Regions from separate parts of the Homo sapiens genome. Here region 2 is linked to region 1. A link is an interaction called in ENCODE POLR2A ChIA-PET data of the cell type or tissue named here. Cell type or tissue: MCF 10A. All regions are shown on one strand. Each heading gives the region's core, and the rest is flanking DNA. Links, peaks and the distances in the headings are about the cores only.

What was found. Peaks named below come from ENCODE experiments on the same cell type or tissue, not always from the same donor. Only the 100,000 strongest peaks of a DNase experiment are listed, where the experiment ranks them.
Region 2: POLR2A ChIA-PET joins it to region 1 with 5 read pairs; 2 of 35 experiments call an interaction of 5 or more read pairs at or near these places.

What each region holds. Positions count from the first base shown.
Region 1 is chr3:86,935,338-86,939,742 of GRCh38, forward strand. It overlaps VGLL3 (vestigial like family member 3), which reads right to left. Exons shown (of 4, transcript NM_016206.4): 4 at 2,636-4,405. Among named protein-coding and RNA genes, the nearest start is that of VGLL3, 54 kb to the right of the region's middle. In MCF 10A, for the core only: no CTCF peak of the experiment used is centred there; a DNase peak (open chromatin) is centred at 2,064.
Region 2 is chr3:86,877,191-86,881,595 of GRCh38, forward strand. No RefSeq gene overlaps it. Among named protein-coding and RNA genes, the nearest start is that of VGLL3, 110 kb to the right of the region's middle. In MCF 10A, for the core only: no CTCF peak of the experiment used is centred there; no DNase peak of the experiment used is centred there.

The DNA of each region.
Region 1 (4,405 bases), core at 331-4,330:
TCAGCTCCTTAGTATTTATGCAAATTTCTGCAGCCGGCTTGAATTTCGCCTCAGAAAATTGATTTTCCTTTTCTATCACATTGTCAGGCTGCAAATTTTCTGAACTTTTATGCTCTGCTTCCCTAATAAAACGGAATGCCTTTAACAGCACACAAGTAACCTCTTGAATGCTTTGCTGCTTAGAAATTTATTCCACCAGATACTCTAAATCATCTCTCTCAAGGTCAAAGTTCCACAGATCTCTAGGGCAGGGCAAAATTCCTCGTCTTTTTGCTGAGACATAACAAGAGTCACCTTTGCTCCAGTACCCAACAAGTTCCTCCTCTCCATCTGAGACCATCTCGTCTTGGATTTCATTGTCCATATCACTATCAGCCTTTTGATCAAAGCTAGTCAACAAATCTCTAGGAAGTTCCAAACTTTCCCATATTTTCCTGTCTTCTTCTGACCCCTCCAAACTGTTCCAACCTCTGCCTGTTACCCATTTCCAAAGTTGCTTCCACATTATTGGGTATCTTTTCAGCAGTGCCCCCACTCTACTGGTACCAATTTACTGTATTAGCCCATTTTCGTGCTGCTGATTTCATACCCGAGACTGGGCAATTTACAAAAGAAAGAGGTTTAATGAACTTACAGTTCCACATGATTGGGGAGGCCTCACAATCATGGTGGAAGGCAAGGAAGAGCAAGTTACATATTACATGGATGGCAGCATACAAAGAGATAGCTTGTGCAAGGAAACTCCCCTTTGTAAAACTATCAGATCTTGTGAGACTCATTCACTATCACAAGAACAGCACTGGGTCCCTTCCACAATTCTTGGTAATTATAGGAGCTACAAGATGAAATTTGAGTGGGTGCTCAGGGCCAAATTATATCAGTGCCCTTCAGAATGAACTTAACTGATGATTTCCTCAATTACTGAAAAGTTAGATTAATTAAAGAGCAACAACAATATTTACTTAGTGATAAGTAAATTAAATACTTAATTCTAGTAACAACTCTGTGAAGTAGTTTCCTTTAATATCTTCATTTGATGGCTGGGCTCAGTGGCTCACGCTTGTAGTCCCAGCACTTTGGGAGGCTAAGGCAGGCAGATCACAAGGTCAGGAGTTCGAGACGAGTCTGGCCAGTGAAACCCAGTCTCTACTAGAAATACAAAAATTAGCTGGGCATGGTGGCAGGCACCTGTAATCCCAGCTACTTGGGAGGCTGAGGCAGGAGAATCCCTTGAATTCAGGAGGCAGAAGTTGCGGTGAGCCGAGATCCAGCCACTGCACTCTAGCCTGGGTGACAGAGCTAGACTCCCGCTCAAAAAAAAAAAAAAAAAAAAAATCTTCATTTTACATACAGATGACCACACTGTGACTTAAAGAGGTGAAGAAAATTATCCAAAATATACAGCTTCTAAGTAGCATTGCTGAAACTCAACCCCCATTTTTATATTGCTAACAGCTTCTCAAATAATGCTATCTGCATATTGCTATTTGTGAGAATCACTTGAGGTGAATTCATGTAATACTCATGATAGATCAATGACTTTCATTAAATATTGGTTCCTATTTCTTTGTATTTATATAGCACTTTATTTTTCCCAAATCAGTTTAGATTTATTTCACTTGATCTTCCTTGGACAGATAAACAGAAATATAAGATTAAATAATATCAACAAATCACCAGTGGAAATGGTCCTAGGATGTGGGCCTTCTCTCTTCATATTTGGTACCTTCTTTCCTTCAAACCTTCAATTCTTCAAGATACCATAAGAAGAAACTTTGAATTTTAACTTTTCTTGTGTCCTCCCTCCATTTTCGGGCTCTGAGGAAAGGCATATGAAAATAGGGCATATGCTTATTTTCATAAAAGGATGAGTGCCTTGATGTTACAGAACCTGATAGCACACACTTAAAATGATTATTTTGCCATCTTTGGAATCATCATGGCTGGAGGGCCACTCACAACAGGACTTTTCCTCTTCTTGCAATGATAAGCCTTAATGGAATCTGGCCTGCAGAGTGTCTGGGCTGTGTGTGAGCCTGATGTCAGATCAAGTCCAAGCAAGTTCCCCGAAGCTCAGGCTTTACAACATCGTGTAACTCAGAAACATTCCATCAAGCCACCACCCACCTTTTCCAGTGGGAATCTACTAAAATGATTTTCTTGGAAGCAGTGTGGAAGTAGGGGGAAGGGTGTTAAATTTGTGCTTTTGGAGTGGATTGTAGATGGGTGAGTGGGTGGAGAAAAGAGCGGGGGGGGGGGCGGGAATTAAAAGCAAAGATGGAAAAAATAACCACACTGCCACCAAAATATTCTGCTCAAGGATGAGGGAGTTCACCCTACAGCTGTTAGCGCTGTTCAGCATATTTTGCATATTTATATATACCAAGTATTTCCAAACAGCCTTGTGTTTGTTTTAAAATCCCACACGGAGATGTCTGGTAAAGCTGTCACTGCAGAAACTTCATGGTGAAGTTTGTAAGACTACTTTCAAAATTCTTTATATGCATCATAAACTGAGCAGAAGAGCTATTGTCATTAACCACATTATAGAGAAATCTAAACTAATCTGCCTACCCATCAGACAACACTCAGAACAAAGCACCCATGTTCTAAGACAAAGAAAGAACCTCGTTGATTGAAGCCAATTTTTTTTATTGTTGGTGTAATTTGTTTAACACAAAATGGCACATAGCATGATATCATGTCACCCATTGATCCTTGATTAGTCCTGAAGTTATCAAAGTATGATTTTTCTTTATTTCTGTTGACTCTAATCTTTGACTTAACGATATTTTCCCAGACTTACTGAGTTATAATTGACACATAAAAGTTATATATATTTAAGGTATACGATATGATGATTTGATATAGGTAAACATTGTGTAATCATTATCACAATCAAATTAATTAATACAACCATAACTAGAAGTATTTTTTGTAAGAAAAATGATAACACTGGACAGATTTTTCATGTAGCCATTTTCTTTTGGAAACATAAAATACCACAAAACCATACATAGCTCATTTGAAAAAGATTCTTAAGCTTTCAACAGAAGGAATAGGGGAGTTTAAAGCTATATTTTCCTTTTAGCAAGATCCACAAGAAAGGATAGAGTGTCATGCTTAAAGGGGAACAGATTTTGTATTTTTTGGCAAGATATTAAATCCTCTGTTGCTATATTTGGCTCTCTGCAAATAGTCTCTTGTACAAGTGCAAAGCAAAGATCAATGCTGATGTTCTTCATTCAGTCACAGCCAAACTTGGTATGGAAAGTAAAACAGTTGTGCTTGAGTGTTGTTTCGAACAAAGTCTTGCAGCTCATTTATTGATCAGCAGCATTCCAGAGTATGGATACCTTCTTTACACATTAAATCTATCAAAACATGTTTGCTTTTCCATAACAGTTTTCCACTGCTTAACTGATAGCAGATGGAGTGATTCAATCTGGACAAAAGTGTTAAAGCTTTACCACGTCAATGTGGTCATATTTAGCTATTTAGTCAAATGTGTATAAGCAGGTCAAATAAGATGCTTGGAGACTTAGGACATCGCAAGATGGGTCTAAGTTCCCAAAAAAGGAAGCAAAACAATTAAATCCTACTTGGTTGTCCCCAGAGAAAACACACTTCAGCTAGGAAGAATCTGCACTAGATGACCTGTTCTCCACCCCCTAGACTGCTCATCTTACATAAGTAACACATAACCCTTTGGATTCTGAAGCACTATAATAACTACATGAAACATTTGAAATAGTGACAGGAATTTTCTTTACATGCAATTATTTAATGAATGAAGATAAACCCCCACACAAATGCCAACGCAAACATTATGACTTGCTACTCCCAGTGAAATAGTCCTTCTCGATTACAAGAGTGATAGAAAATGATGGAAGTCCAATACTAATTGTTGTAGGTAGAATAATGGCTCCAAGTCCTAATCCCCAGAACCATTGAATATGTTACTGTACATGGAAAAAGGGCCTTTAAAGATGTAATTAAGAACCTTGAGCATGGCGCAATGGCTTATGCCTGTAATCCCAACACTTTGGGAGGCCAAGGCAGGCAGATCACGAGGTCAGGAGACGGAGACCATCCTGGCCAACATGGTGAAATCCCGTCTCTACTAAAATACAAAATATTAGCCTTGTGTGGTAGCACGCATCTGTAGTCCCAGCTACTCGAGAGGCTGAGGCAGGGGAATCCTTTGAACCCGGGAGGTGGAGGTTGGAGTGAGCCGAGATCGCGCCACTGCACTCCAGCCTGACGACAGAGCAAGACTCCATCAAAACAAAACAAAACAAAACAAAACAAAAAAACAAAACAGAACAAAAACCTTGAGATGAAGAGATTATTCTGGATTACACAGATGCAGCTATTGTAATCACATGAGTCCTTAAATATGTAA
Region 2 (4,405 bases), core at 264-4,263, 58 kb before region 1:
ATTATTGTTGTAATCAATATAGAATTGTATATTTTACAGCAAAATGTTAATGCACATCAGTGTTATTAAAACTCATTTGTAGTACAGCAAACCAACATGGCACATGTATACCTATGTTTCAAACCTGCATGTTGTGCACATATACCCTAGAACTTAAAGTATAATAATAAAAGTAAAATAAAATAAAAATAAAAATAAAAAATCTTGAAATAGAAAAACAAAAACGAAAAACTCATTTGTACTTCTCCAAAAATAACTTTCTATTTGTCTTGAAGAGTATTTAACTTTATGGTATCTGATTTTTAACCCATCTCAAATTTAATATTAAATCTTGGAAATGACATTCGACTATATTTTTATAGTTCTAAAGTATATTAATGATTAACATTGCCTTATTTTGATATATTTTTTCATGATTATATTTACATACAAAATTCTAAAGCTACTTAAAACTACAAAAATATGTTTATTTCTTCAAATACATGGATTCATTTCTCTTCAAATACATTAAATTAATAAACAATAAGCAATCTCAAACTTTTTAAACATTTGTGACTGAGCCTAAATAAACATAGTTTTGTGTTTATGTTTTCTTTGGTAAATGAATAAAATAATGCCTTCACAAAGTTATAAATTCAAATACTACAAAAGGGATCATAATGGAAAATGCTACCTTCCCACACCAATAAGAACAACTAATCTTTATATAGTATAGTGTTTCCTATGGACCAGATATTAGTCTAAGTCTTCTGTGTGTAGACATATGTACATTAATTTTCACCACATCCTCATGTGGCAGGTAGTATTGTTTTCATGTTACAGATGATGAAACTGAAGCAAAAAGTATTAGGTAACTTGTCCAAAGTTGCATGGTTAGTAAGGGTCAGGGTCAGAATTTATAATCAGTATTTTTACTCCAGAGGCCATGGTCTTAGTCACTACTCTGTTCTCTTTCTCTCTGAGCATTATATTCCTGATGTGACTAGTGAATTTCTTCAACAGAAAATAATCACTGTATCCTTCATAAATCAGATGGGTAAAAAAAATATGGATATTTTTGGCCACGTTTTTTATTAGAGAACAAGTCAGTGGAAGGTCATGCTATAAAGGATGGATGTGTGTCTGCGCATTTGTCTGCATTTCACTGTAATAAGATTTGTTTGCTCATGGTAGTTACCTTTCTCTTTATGTTAATTATTCTAACAAAAGTAAAGGGGATTAAAACATTAAACGGTCACCAAATTCTCTTGCACGGCCCTTTCAAATGTGTCTCTCAGGGCTTGGATTAAGACCTTCTCCTGCTCTGCTGTGACAATATTCTTCAAGACAGATTTCACAGTAAGGAGAAGAAGCATTTAAAAACTGAGGCATGGTGGATATTTGTGTGTGGAGAAAGGGAAGGAATAAAAGGAGACAGATCCAGGGGAACAAGGAGCAAAACATTGCAGTGGTTGTTTAAATAATCTGAATTCCACTAATAACCAAGCATTGTAGAAATAAAATGCTTTAGAATGTGGACTTGGCATTGATTTATTTGTTAACTAACAAGTTGAACATAGCTTTCACATGGGGGCCCTTTCAATTTCCCTCCTAATTTAAATTGAAGCTGTGACACATGGTTCAGTTCCAACAAATGTGACTTTCCCCCAGCCCTCAGAATCTAAGCAATGCATCTCTCAGTTTAAAAAGAAGAAAAGTAATAATAAAATCTTTATAAGATATTATAATCTATTTGCTCCTTTGTTGAGGAATAGTGACAGTCATTTTACAGATTGGATACCGATTAGAAAATTTTTCAAATTTGCTTTGCATTCAGTTTCAGACCTGGACCACAGCTATCGATTATTAATTTGATTGGCGTGCACTTCATCTGATATAAATCTAAAATGTTGATTTAGACTGCATTTTGAATATCTCAATACATCTCTAAAATATGGAAACTCACCTAATAGCTAAACACTGCCTATTGAGGTGGGCTAAAATGTATATTTCTATTTAAGCTCATTTTTCTTATTAACATAGGAACCAGGGCTGTGTGAGTGTTGTGCTAGTAAAATCAAGTCAACCGATAGTCATTTCATACATTGTAGGCATTGTAGGGAATACTAGAGGAAAAAAAAAAAAAAGACACCTGCACAATCTAATTAGAAAGGCAAGATAAATGTTCCTCTAAATTTTAAGACAATACATTATAAATTAATAGATTGTTTTATACAAATATAAGTACTACTGGAAATTGAATGTTTGAAATACCTGTGTTTTTTTTTTTTTAATTTAGCCTGAGTTTCGCTTCCCAAGTTCAAGCGATTCTCCCGAATAGCTGGGACTACAGGTGTGCGCCACAATGCCTGGCTAACTTTTGTATTTTTAGTAGAGAAGGGGTTTCACCAGGTTGGCCAGGCTGGTCTCAAACTCCTGACAGGTGATCCTCCTGCTTCGGCCTCCCAAAGTGCTGGGATTACAAGAGTGAGCCACCATGCCTGGCCTTGAAATATCTCTGAGGTTGAATGATTAATAAAGTTTTTGTGAAGAAAATTGTTCTAAAAAATTGCATATGGTATTATGTTGCAGAAAAATAAGGAAGAGACTACAAGGGTGCAGTGGAAAATGTAGCTCTGGGATAGTGGAAGAAGAAAGCAAGGGAGAAGGGGCAATGACAGAAGTTAACTTACATTGTAGTATGATACAAAGCATTGCTAATGACGGAAGGTTTGTTTCCAGCCTCCCACTCTGCCCCAATTCATATGTTGGAGCTTAATTCCCGATGCCATAGTATTTGGAGATAGGGCTTTTGGGGGTGATTAGGTCATGAGGGTGGAGTCCTCATGGTGAAATTAGTGCTCTTATAAAAAGAGACACAAGAGAGTTTGCTTCCTCTCCCTGCTCTCCACCAGGTGAGGCTACACGGAACGGGGAGCTGGCTACAAATCAAGAAGCGGGCCCTCACCAGACACTGCATCTGCTGCCACCTTGATCTTCAACTTCCCAGCTTCTAGACTGTGAGAAATACATATGTGTTGTTTAAACTGCACCATTTATGGTAGTTTACTATGGAAGCCAAAACTAAGATAAATATGTTGAGTCACCCGTCGATGATGTGGACTGGCTGATGGTGCTAAGAATCTACCTCTCAAAAAGCTTTTACTCCTAACCTCCCAAGTAAAGACATGCTATTTTCAAGTTCTTTGTTTGGGTATTTCAGGGAAGATTACTCTCTTTACTGCCTTAGAGATTCCCCTTTTTCAGATCACCAGCGGCATCATGTTTTTCCTACTCTGCTATACTTCTGAGCCTCTCACTGTTTGATGGGCGGACCCAGTCCATGAGACTGCCCTTGTCTTAGGCTGGACAGAGCCATGCTTTCCATGTGACAGTGTATCATGTAGACCAAGCAGTATGTCGACACTTACCTGAGGTTCAGGTGTTTCCATGGAAGCTAGGGCCACTCATTCAGGTTACATGCTTAAGGACAACAGGTGCAGTCTCTTGATATGTAGTCTTATTACGATCTTCCTACCACAATCTCATCCCCTATCCAAGTCCCCTTATCTCTCACGGACCACACAACTTTAATTCTGCTTCCCAGACAACTATGAGGAAAAGTTTAAGCTGTTAAAAAAAAGGAGTTGAGCTGCTGTATCTTTGTATTGAAATATAAACAATTCAAAACTCAAACAGGAAAAAAAAGTTTTTTCTTTATATTTTGTAATTGATTAATTCTGGGAAGGGAGCAAGCATTATTCAGTGTAAAAGGAGATGTTCCACCTGTGCCTCCAATATTTCTCTACTTGTGGCTTTTGTGATCTGTAAATCCCATCCCTCCTAGATAAGCCATAACTCTTTTGCTGCCCCATCTCCAAGATCCTAGAAGAAACTAATCTGATACAATTGTAAACTTAAATGTATATGTCCTTGGAGTACAGTGTAACCCAGATATAAAATATCCTTATGATTTTCTAAACTCCAAAATACCACCCAGAGCAAGACATAAATAATGAAATTTAAGTGAGAATATTGCTCAGATATTTATCTTGAGTGGTTACCTGGGCGCGTGCTCTCTCTCTCTCTCATTGTTTTAAGTATTTTTTTTTTCTGGTTGCATAATACAGAGTCATGTATTAACAAAATGTCAAATTGCCACAGGTTTTGGAATCTTGTAGTAGCTTGTTGGCAAAGAGATACAGCAGAGAGGCTACTGTGTTTTCATTGTAAAAAGGATATCTGAAGAGGGAATATTAACCAAAAGGGAAATATAATAACAGTGTGGGAATAAAAGAAATTTTTGTTATCTTCCCTTAAAAATAATTGTTATTATGTTGAATTATAAGATATCTTTCACCGTAGCTTTGTGGGTGTTATCACAGGAGAGGGAAAAGGCTTAATAGCAAGTAAACAAAATTTATAT